3 separate regions of the Mus musculus genome follow, and all the other regions are linked to region 2. A link is a contact called in ENCODE Hi-C or POLR2A ChIA-PET data. All regions are on one chromosome and are shown on one strand. Each heading gives the region's core, a stretch centred on a gene start or an enhancer-like site at or near the end of the contact. The rest is flanking DNA. Distances are from core to core; before and after follow the strand shown.

Region 1 (3,723 bases), core at 475-2,974, 320 kb after region 2:
CCACAAAGGTACTCAGAGGACGATGGCAGTGAGGCTGGCTTCTGTAAGAATCTGCCATTTGCTATGAAATGAATCCAAAACAATGCTGGCCTACGTGTGAATTTACACGTGTTATTATTGCTGAACAATAATTTCCTCAAACTTTTCATGTGGAGACTCTGGTTACAAGGCCCTTTCTCCTTTCAAATTCCTGGAGAACAGTTTTGTTTTTTGTTTTTGTTTTTTTTGTTGTTGTTGTTGTTGTTTTTTGGGGGGACTTATGTTGCCGAGGGAAAACAGAAAAAAGTCTGAAATGTCTCATGTTTGATATTTTCACTTTACCAAGTATCTGACATCTTTTTTTTAAAAAAATTCTTCTTTATTTTATAATCTTAAAAACAAACTTTTATTATTATAGTATTGTGTTTTCATGTGTATTTGTGTTTTGCCTGCATTTATGTCTGTGCACCATGTACCAGCCAAGTTCCCGCAGAGGCCAAAAGAGGAGAAAGTCAGAAAGGGATATAGGAGCCACTGAACTGCAGTTACTAAGGGTCCTGAGCCGCTGTGGAGGTTCTGGGGATCAAACCCCACGAAAAGCAGCAAGTGCTCTTAATCACTGAGCCATCTCTCCAGCCAATCCTTAACACCTTTTTTAAACACAACTGAACTGTAATGAGAAGGAAGTCCCTTCTCCATGGGCTTTGCGTCTAAAAGATCTCAAAACCAAGGCCAACAAACCAAAGCTCATTTACCTAACGAGAAGAATCTGTACAACCTTTCATAGCCATTGGTGAGCTATAGCTAAAATGTTGTCCTTGTTTTTTTCTGCAGCAGTCTAAGACCCTTTGTGAAGGGCTTAATGTATTTACATTTGATGTCCAGTGTAATAGTGCACGCCTTTCAACCCAGCACTATGGAGGCGGAGGCAGGTGGAACTCTGCGTTCGAGGTTAGCCTGGTCTACAGAGCAAGTTCCAGGTCGACTAAGGCTACAAGGACAAACCCTGTCTTGAAAAACAACTATTACATTTGAGGTTGAAAAAGCAAGTCTCGTGGCAATTAGGTTCTGCTTCCTTGTCCTGTTCTAACTCTGCTTCTAATTCTGAAGTCAACCACCAGGAATGCTTTCCTGGACAAGAACAAAGGGACTGAAGGAAGGGACACAGGAAGAGCACAACAAAGACTCAGCCTTTAATTCTGCACAAGCGCTCTTCTCCAGCCATTCTGGAGCAGACCATCCCAACCCCGGGAGAAGTCAGTGCCTGGGCTCAGCGCAGCCAAGGGCCAGGCTGCTCGCTGCAGCAGAGCTGTCGGCCCGATGGCGAGCCCAAGACAATGCGAGGAAAAGCAATAGGAAAAAAGGACAGAGACACGCCCGCAGCCTAATCGACCACTTACCCATTGGCCACACTAGGTTCCCCTGAGAAGCCGGGGATCAGCGGGTCCGAACGCAGCGCCCGAACATCCGGGCCACAGCGCTCTCAGCCGCTCCGCCTCCCGCTAGCCTGGCAAGCACGCTGGAACCCCGCCCCTGCTACATTCGGCTCCGAGTCCCGCCCCACCACCGCTTCCCCCGCTAGGGGTGTCGGGGGTGCACGCGGCGGACTTCCAGGCCTAGGATTCCCAGAAACCTAGTTTCCTAATCTAGGCTTGGAAGCCTCTCTCTCTCTCTCTCTCTCTCTCTCTCTCTCTCTCTCTCTCTCTCTCGCTTCCGGGTTTGAGCTCAGAGGCTCCACCTTTTCCGGGTCCAGACTCAGGTCTCGTCCCCGCCCTGCCTCCAACTTGAACTGGTCTCCACCGCCTCCAGTGTCTCTTTGAAGGGGCCCTGAGGTCCCGCCCCCGTTTCCTAGACGAAGCTCGTAGCTCCGCCCACCCCGTGCATTCAAGTCGCCGAGGCCTCGCTCCTACCCTGCATTGAGGTCTCCGAGGACCGCCCCCATCGTGCGGGCTAGTTTTCTAGGCACCGCCTCCGCAGAGTAGTCTCTGGAGCCCCGCCCCTATTTTATTGGCTCCTTTTCTAGGCCCTGCCCCTGCCGCGTGTCTAGTCTCCGAGGCCCCGCCCCCGCCGAGCAGTCCAGCCTCCGAGCCCCGCCCCGCTGCTGGAGCAAGTTCCGAAGCCCCGCCCCCTCCGTGTGTTCAAACCTCTGGAGCCACGCCCCCATTTGGGGGGTCTAGTTTTCTAATCCCTGCCCACGCTCCCTGTCCTGTCGCCCAGGCTCGCCCCTGTTGGGAGTCTAACTCTGAATCCTGCTAGCTCGGGCGCGCCCAGTCTAAGATTCCGGACGCTGGTCGCTGGGTGATCTCTGCTCGCCGGCTTGGCCCTGAGATTGCCACCGGTTCTGCGCGTTCTCCCGTTGGGTTTGGCGCTTTCTCCCTGCTTGGAGAGAGCACCACCGCGCTGTGCGGCAGTCCCTGGACGCAGACAATGGAGGCGGCGCTGGCAGTGACCCGGCTGCCCCCAAACGACCCGAGGACGCCAGCACTGTCGGTGGTGGACATGCACACAGGCGGCGAGCCTCTGCGCATCGTGCACGCCGGGTGTCCGGAGGTGGCAGGGCCCACGTTGCTGGCCAAGCGTCGCTACATGCGTCAACACCTCGACTACATCCGGCGGCGGCTCGTGTTCGAGCCCCGCGGCCACCGGGACATGTACGGGGCCATCCTGGTGCCCAGTGAGCTGCCAGACGCACACCTAGGCGTCCTGTTCTTGCACAACGAAGGCTACAGCTCCATGTGCGGTCACGCGGTGCTAGCGCTGGGCCGCTTCGCGCTCGACTTTGGACTGGTGCCCGCTCCCCCAAAAGGCGCCCGGGAGGCTCAGGTCAACATCCACTGCCCGTGTGGTCTGGTGACCGCCTTCGTAGAGTGTGAAGGTGGCCGCAGTTGCGGCCCTGTGCGCTTCCACAGCGTCCCAGCCTTTGTCCTGGCCTCAGGTAAAGGGTGAGACTCACTAGACCCGGTTGAGACAATCCGCGAATCTAACCACTGCTCTGTGGCTGAATATATCTGCGCAACTAACCCACCCTGCCTGCCCTTGCGATTAATAAAAAGGTAATTCCAAATTACTGCAAACACGCTTCAGTGTCTTTGCCTTACAGGTTTGGTGGATGCAATTCTGCTGTCCTGCTGAGCGGATCCATGCTCACAAGGCCTGGGGGGAGCTTAGAGTGGAATGCGGATGAATTGTGCGCTTCCTTTTTTTAAGATCCTCATTCCTTGCTTGTCAGGATTCATAGCCGCTTCACAGTAGACTGAAGTTAAGGACCAAAGGACAGTGTGTGTACCAGAGTTCGAGCATAGCTTAGAATATGCTTGGTAAGAACTAAATGACTCTGAAAGGCACTAAATTTGTAAGCAAAGCTATTGCTGTCCTTGTTGAGAAACAAAGTCCTTGGCTGGACACACAAGTTCACAACCCCTCAAAAGCCATCCAACCTTAGGCAAAGTTCACAGACTCCTTGACTGAGTCTGTACCTTCATTTTATCTCAGAGGTTTTTGTGGTTAGTAATGAGGGTATGAAACATTGTTAAAATTTTTTTTTCTTAAATTAATGAGTGTTCATTGTTTTATTGTTTTGAGACAGGGGGTCACTGTGTAGCCCTGGCTGGAATGGAACCCTGGAATTTCTACGTTGACTAGGCTGGCCCACTTCTTGAGTACTGGTAGATTTTTTTTTTAAAGATTTATTTATTTATTATATGTAAGTACACTGTAGCTGTCTTCAGACACTCCAGAAGAGGG
Region 2 (3,652 bases), core at 533-3,032:
TGAAACACGATGCACACACTTTTAAAGAATCTGTTTCACTGTCTCTCTGTCTTGCTGTCTCTATCACATTGGGGATCGATCCCAGAGCCTCACACACCCTAGCTCAGTTCTATACTACTGAGACACAACACAAGCACACCACATGTGCTTTCAGAATAATTTATCAAAATGAAATTGTCTTTTTCCTATAACAAATAAAACAGAAATAGACTTAATTGGTTATTTTCTCTACATATTCTTAAATGAGAGTATTGATTGGTAGCTGATGAAATGGGTCATATCTATTTAATGATGAACATTAGAGTCATATCCCTTTATCTACTTAATCATAAGGATACAAAGGGGTTTGGAGTTAGTCAGGTTTTCCAGTGATTCTATTCTTTAGTGTTTTTCAGAGAAACAAATTATATGTTCTCTTTATCATAGTGCCTCAAATTCAGTATTCCTTAATAGCCATGTGCTTCCAGTGTTCTTGGCATATTAATAATGAAACTGTAAGAAAGTTCCTCCCTGGCATTCTTGATACATTATGGCATTCTAAACAAGGTGCCTATTATCTTATGTTAAAAAAAGCTATAATGATTCAGGATAACCAAGAATTTGTTATTACAGAGGGAGATAATTTTTATAGCTTTATTAGAATAACTGGTACACATTGAATTGCACACATACACATGACAACTTGATTTTTGTCCCATGCATACAACTGTGATGCCATTGTCACTATGAAGATAATGAACATATTTCATAGAAACCAATTTTTTCAAAGGTGTAGTGGTTTGTGTGTGTGTGTGTGTATTGGAGTTACAGGCAAGTGTGAGCTGTCAGGTCTGGTCCCCCGGAAAAGCAGCAATCACTCTTAAATACTAAGCTGTCTCTCTGGACTCAGGAATTAATTTTTAATACATCAATCTGTAAAATTTTGGTGACTGTAAGATTACACACATTTTCCTCCAATTTATTGCTATCTTTTGAGCATTGTTGTACTAGTAGAACAAAAGATTACAGTGAATAAAAAATTTTCTATTTTCATCATTTTTAGGAGTCCCAGATGTTGATGACTCTGGCCTTTGAATTTACAGATAGTTGTGATGCTCCTGGTATGCAAATGGTAGCTGAGAACCCTACACAACCACTCTGCATGCAAGGGCACAGTTGCCTTCCACTTTTTTTGAGTAGGACTAACCGATAACTGTACTCATCTACTCTGATGTTAGACTTGAGCCAAGACTTAAAGGAAAGGCACACACCATTTTACAGTTCAGGAACCGGTAAGACGGCTTGTTTGAAAAGATAGGTCTAAATAGGTCTAAATATGGGAATAGCACATGTAGGTGAGTCGCCTTTACTGTTCATTAAGTATCAGAGAGCACAGAAAAGGGGTGGGGAGGGGGAGCAAGAAGTTCCTGTGGATTTCCACTTCTCAAAACAGACTGCCCAACACGGCCTGTCATTTATATGGCACAGCCATTTGTTGTTGCTGTTGCTGTCGTCGTCGTTGTTGTTGTTTAATGCCTGGTAGCATCCTGTTTGCTTTCAATGCTACTTGGGACAGGTCTGGAAAGCATTTTTGTGGAGTTCCATCTGAGGGCCCATTCCTATACTGTTTTGTTATTGTTTTTGTTTGTTTGTTTGGGCCGGTTCTGGAAACTTCAGGATGAAGGATTTAACCTCCAGGTTGCAGATCACCAGGTCAAGGCTCAGGCCAGTGTCCTTTATGCAGCTAACCCTCAGAACGGTTGTTCTGAGATTCGCTTTCTATCCTAGAGTCCTAGGACTCCAGTCTGGTTTTAACTTCTTGTCTAGTCAAGCTGCAGCCAGTACCTGCTGGTCCTCTCTGTGTATTCTTCCCCAGATAAAGGGTAAAACAAGTGGGTTTGGCACATCCCCTAATCAGAGGCTGCCATTAACAGGCCCGGGGCTGACGTGCATTAGGGAGGACTCGGACCAAGCAGGCCATTTTCACCTGCGTAATAACAGGCTTGGGAGTAGCGAAGCAGCGCAGGCACAGCAAGCTGCCTCTGGAGCAGGGGAGGAGCGCGGGCGGCAGCCGCCCCGGGGCCCCGGAGGAAGAGGAGGGGGAGAAGGAGGAGCCGAAGCGCCCAGAACAGCAGCCGCGGCTCGGCCCGAGTTGCAGCAAAAGCAGCGACGGTGGCGCGGAGACTCTGCAGCCTTCTGGAGTCCGGAGTCCCGGTAGGGACAGCAGCAGGGAGCGTCCGCGTCCCTAGCCAGCGCACCCCGGCCTTGCCAAGCCACAGTAGCCCAGCCTGGGGCACAGCCAGCCATGGCCGCACCGCCGGATCTGCAAGATGAGCCGCTGTCTCTGGGTAGCCCCGGGTCCCAGTGGTTCGGGGGCCGGGGGGATGGGGAAGACGAAGCGACGGCGGTGATGGGGGCCAGGCCAGCGCAGCAGGATGGGGAGCCCGCCTGGGGGTCGGGCGCTGGAGCTGGGGTAACGTCGTCGCGGGAACTGTGCTCCGGCCCCGCCCGGTCGCCTCCCGTCGCCATGGAAACTGCATCCACAGGTAAGCCGGCCCGCACCGCGACCCCGCAAATGGAGGCCGGGACCGTGTTTCTTGTGGGTCCCCTAGTCCACAGCTTTTCTCTGCGTCTTCCTGGCCTGTCTACCTGGAGGTAGGGGTTCGCTCCTGGCGACTGTAAATATTAGCGGACTGGTGGAAAACAGCAGGGTGCTGCCAGCGGCTAGGAGGAAGAAGGCTGTTGGTCCAGTAATTTCATTTTTACTCTTTTTTCAGCCTTAGACATTGTCCTCGTTGGCAAGCCTGGCTTCTGTTGCGCCCCGGAACAAGTTTTCTCTTCTTGTCAGGGGTCTCAGGGCAGCAGGGCGGGGAGTGACAGGTTGTGATGTTTTTCTGGGGCGTGTTTGCGCTCAGCGAGCTCCACAGCAGAGATAGACGACTGCCTATCAGCGGGCGGGCCCACCGCCTCAGGACCCTCCCGCTGGGTTTAGGGCACCGGAGTACCGCAGAGACTTTATTTTCCCTTTCTCTTCCCTCAAGGAATCACCACACCCTACTCCTTTCCAGTTTTCCTCCAGCTCAGCTCTTTCTCCCGCGCAGAAAACAAACCCCCATGAGTCCCAAGCTGAATTCCGGAGGGACAGCATTGTTGGGAAGGTTGGAAGTTGTAGCCTTCTTTCTTTATTTCCTAGCCGCTCTTTTCTGAATCTATCAGAGTATTGAAACTTGAACCCCCTAAAATGTGAAGGTCTTAGCAGCTGCAGATTGGAATGCTGGGACTGTGGCCAGTGGTCCAGCCTCAGTTTACCCAGCAGTCTGAACTCATCTTTGCGTTTTGAAAAATTGTCAGTGATTGGGCCTCTCTTTCCCCCTGACTTGCCCTTCGCTCCAAATCCTTGCCTGGTGGAATCAACCCTAGGGCCATGGCTTGTCCTGACTGTTGGAAGCTAGAGACAGGCGCCGCGGGGGAGGGGCGGCTACCTGGTTATCGCTGTTTTCAGAAGGAATACTGTAGGGGGTGGTGTGTTGTGCTGTTGTCTGAGAGAGAGGCTCTGCTGTGCTGGAGTGGGAGTTGTGTAGTTTGGGTAATGTAGTGTGAGGCCTGGGGAGTGGGTGTTCCTGGAGGAGGCGACGAGGGTGGGACTGGCGTATGTGTTCCTGGCAGCTGATTT
Region 3 (3,645 bases), core at 867-3,366, 300 kb after region 2:
TCTGTGTGTGTGTGTGTGTGTGTGTGTGTGTGTGTGTGTGTGTGTGTGTGTGTGTGTGATTCTGGAAGTAGAAACTCTTAGAAAAATAATTTAAAACTTTTAATTATTAAAATACTAATATTGTTTTATTAACTATTGCATTTGCATATTTCAGCACACTATTCAGATCTGCTGTCAGGATTTCAGATCATAATTAAGGTGAGGGCTCTTTCTGCATTGTTTTGCATATCATGTCTCAAAAAGAATTCATCTACTATTTAAAAGTGTGTGTGTGTGTGTGAGTATGTGTGTGTGTGTGTGTGTGTGTGTGAGTGTGTGTGTGTGTGTGTGTGTGTGTGGTGTTCACCTGTGCGTGTAACTGGTATGTATTCGTGTACATATGGACAGAATTGTTAAAATGCAGAAGGATGGTAGGGTGGTGGTCCCGTCATAGCCGTTGTGCCAAACTTAACCATGAGATCTTAATCCTTTCAGAAACTATCTTCTTGCAGTATCTCTCAGTGTGATGGGTGGGCAGTCCCCTCTCCACCCTTCTTCCCTGCTTCTTCATCTTCCCTCTCTTTCCTTTCCTCCTTTGTCTTTGCAAGCTCACATAGAACACATCTGGTTTTCAGACTGTGCTGTGAACTCTAGGCTCACTCTATTTTACCAGCTGTTCTGCCTCTCCATCCCTCCTCCCTGTAGGTAGGAGAGGAGTCAGGTAGCTGGCTCTGAATCCTGCCTCTTCTTAGTCTCTAAAAGTTACTTTGTGTAACTAATGACAACTTTTCATACATAGCATCACCTCTGGAAACAATCCACTCAGAATGATATTCATTTCGTTGTAATTTGTATCCGCACACCCCCAAATGCTGTCCCTTTAAGGAACTGGTGGGCACCGGAGAAGACACTATGCAAGAAATTAAGTCTCTGGTGGCGAAGCTGCAGTACAGGGATGAGAAAATTGAGTCCATCAGCACCTGGCTCGTGGGGGGATTCGAAAGGCTGCGTCGTCTTATGGAAGAGGACTCACCGGCCAGCCTTAGTAAAGAGGATCTCCAGAAGCTCGGTAAGATAGCACTTCAGCCGCCTTCTAGTAGCTAGTGACATCAAAATAAGGGGGTCCTCGGGAACCGGTCATCAGAGGAAGGAAAAGGGCAGTGCTCTGTGGTGCTGGGCCTCCCACCAAACACCCTTCTCACTTTGGGTCGAGTTTGTCCGAACAGCTCATCACTTCTTCCTTTCACTTGAGAAGATTTTCAAGAGAACTAAATTTTGCTCATGATTACAAAAAAGAAACTAGCGACTTTGTTTTTGAGATAGGAATCTTACTGTGGAGTCTAGTGTGGTGGGAACTCAGAATCTTCCTGCCCAGACTCCCTGAGTGCTGGGTATATAGGCCACCACACCCGATTCACAGACATTCTCTGTTGAAAAACAAAAACATGTAGTGCACATACATACATACATGCAGGCAAACACTCACACACATAAAGTAAAACCAAAATAAACCATTTAAACTAAACAAAGACAAAGTGAGCTATTCTATTTAGAGCCAATAAAATGTTACCATCAACAAGCACTTACTAACCTCCTGTCCTGAATCAAGCTCTAAGATACCACAGGGAATGAGACACTCCCTGCTCAAATGGGATTCACAGTCCAGTCCAGAGTTTGGCGGCTCCTCCCCTGACCAGGGCCAGATAGTGGTTTTGGCGCTGCCATCACTAAAGTCTCTGTAGCAGGAGTCAGGAGTTGGGGCCTCTGAGGAGCCGGAAGCTGAGCTGAGCTCTGGAGGCAGACCCCCGGCTTGCCATAGCTCTCTGCCCTTCTCAGCTCCCGGGGCACGCGACAGAATGTGGGTGGACTCAGAAGCCAGGCCCGGATTGTCCTCCTGCTGTTCACGCCTTTCTCACTTTTCCTGATTGTAGAGTTAGAAAGACAACAAACGGCGGTTATAAAATATCAAACCCATATTGACTGTTCATTGGGTGTCTGGAATCTCCCCCTGTCCCAGAGAAGCGAGTACCACTTGACCCTTGAATTATTATTATTATTCCACCACCTTACAGCCAAGGAGTCTCTGACTTGTGAATTGCTTGCAATTCTCTAGAAGCCCTGGACTGCTTCCAGTTCTGCAGCTCTCTGCTGCTCTCTGTTGGACATAGTATATCAGTACAATCTTTCAGTTCCTGCCCTTTCACACCCATTACGCTAGCTTCATTACTGTACTGCGAATCCCTGGGCAAGAGAAGAGATGGTTAGACCTAATGGGCCTCTTCTCCTGGAGATAAAGGAGCAGAAAGCACACAGAGCTGTCAGAGACAGGTGCAGATGGGAGCTGCCCAAGAGCCCCAAGTACAACTGGAAAGAGGAATGAGGTTATCAGAATGCTAGATTGCCAGAACTCACCTGAAAACTGTCAATTAACTTTGTACCTTTTCTGTCTTGTAAGCAGAAATGCACGTATACGTAAACCAAACAGTAGCAGTACTGATTACTTTTAAATTATTAAAAGTGTTTTGGGTCAAAGGGATGGCTCAGTGGGTAAAGGTCCTTAGCCATGGAGCCTGACAGACACCTGTGCCCAATACCTGAGACCTATATACACCCTACAAGTTGTCCTCTGAGCTCTGTATGCACTGTGACACATGTGCTATACTCACTGCCCCCCCATGCATGTACGTGGACACACATACTCACATACACACACACTCACACTCTCATACACACACACATACTCACACACACGCACATACACACACACACAAGGCGATGACAACTTTTAAAAGAACTTTGTTTCATAATTTCTTCCTTAATTTCAAGTCAGAGTGAAAATGAATTTAAATATACTTTCTTATATTTATTTGTATTTTTAAATCACCATTCACAGTAACAGGTTCCTGTGTGCCGTTTCCACACATAACTAGTTCTGGCTGAACCTCAATACTCAGGTGCTCCTCTCTCCCCGTCTCCGTGACCCGCCCCCCCCCCCCATGCCTTGTCCACTGCTCACCCTGTCCGTATGGGGTGCAATCATTTCCTCCTTCACATCCCATGTGGTTTTTCTCCCAGTTCCCTCCTGTGCGGCCTCTCTCTCCGCCTTCTACGGGCCCCTTTCTAGTTTCCTGCCACCTCTCCATCCCCTCTCCCACATGGAATGCACATTTAGAAAAGCTGAAAGCTTGGGATCTGCACAGAAGAGGTCTCGTCACACTTGATTTCCCAAGCCAGTGGCCCCACCTACTATTTCCACTTTCACTCATTTTCCTACAAATCTTATCACTTCCTTTTTCTCTTTATGGCAGAATAAGGTTCAACTGTATCCATGTCCCACAATCCATCATCTATCCACAGATAAAGGTTGAGGCTGAGTCCCTCCCTTGCTCTTGGGACTAGAGCAGCGATACGTGCAGATGTGTGCCCATCTCTGTGCTAGGACATGGAACGGGATAGCTGAGTCATATGGCAGTTCTGTTTTTAAACACACAGATTATCCATTTGCATTTAAGAACTATCTGTTCAGTTAAAATTCCAACTCCCTTGAGCATTCAGTTACATGCAGGTGTTTTGTATTGATCAAATAACACATTCCTTGCAGAAAGACCTTTGTAGATCATAACATGCTTTGAGAAACCAATTCTTAGCATGGTCAAAGTGGCCTTT

The links. Hi-C counts contacts between places; a loop is a spot of excess contacts on that map. ChIA-PET counts read pairs that join two places held with the same protein, here RNA polymerase II (POLR2A).
Region 1: a map of left cerebral cortex shows a loop between it and region 2 (2.3-fold over the local background). The contact joins the promoter of Jkamp here to the promoter of Rtn1 in region 2. A Hi-C loop is called at or near these places in 1 of 37 maps with a recorded cell type or tissue (left cerebral cortex). POLR2A ChIA-PET finds 5 or more read pairs at or near these places in 1 of 5 experiments (Patski).
Region 3: a loop to region 2 is called in a map of mature B cell, with 3 times the contacts of the local background. The contact joins the enhancer-like site here to the promoter of Rtn1 in region 2. A Hi-C loop is called at or near these places in 26 of 37 maps with a recorded cell type or tissue (CH12.LX, ES-E14, Patski and 10 more).

Annotation. Positions count from the first base shown.
Region 1 is chr12:72,083,840-72,087,562 of GRCm38, reverse strand. Jkamp (JNK1/MAPK8-associated membrane protein) reads right to left here and starts at 1,724. Exons shown (of 7, transcript NM_024205.2): 1 at 1,380-1,724. The coding sequence starts at 1,383. It overlaps L3hypdh (L-3-hydroxyproline dehydratase (trans-)), which reads left to right and starts at 2,250. Exons shown (of 5, transcript NM_026038.2): 1 at 2,250-2,914. The coding sequence starts at 2,407.
Region 2 is chr12:72,407,184-72,410,835 of GRCm38, reverse strand. It overlaps Rtn1 (reticulon 1), which reads left to right and starts at 1,782. Exons shown (of 9, transcript NM_153457.7): 1 at 1,782-2,525. The coding sequence starts at 2,285.
Region 3 is chr12:72,103,207-72,106,851 of GRCm38, reverse strand. It overlaps Ccdc175 (coiled-coil domain containing 175), which reads left to right. Exons shown (of 21, transcript NM_028687.1): 18 at 155-198; 19 at 865-1,048. Among named protein-coding and RNA genes, the nearest start is that of Jkamp, 19 kb to the right of the region's middle. Within about 2 kb of position 2,116, at least 1 of the 3 ENCODE cell types and tissues checked has a DNase peak (open chromatin) inside an H3K27ac peak, as active enhancers do; it is gastrocnemius, where a contact is called at or near this core.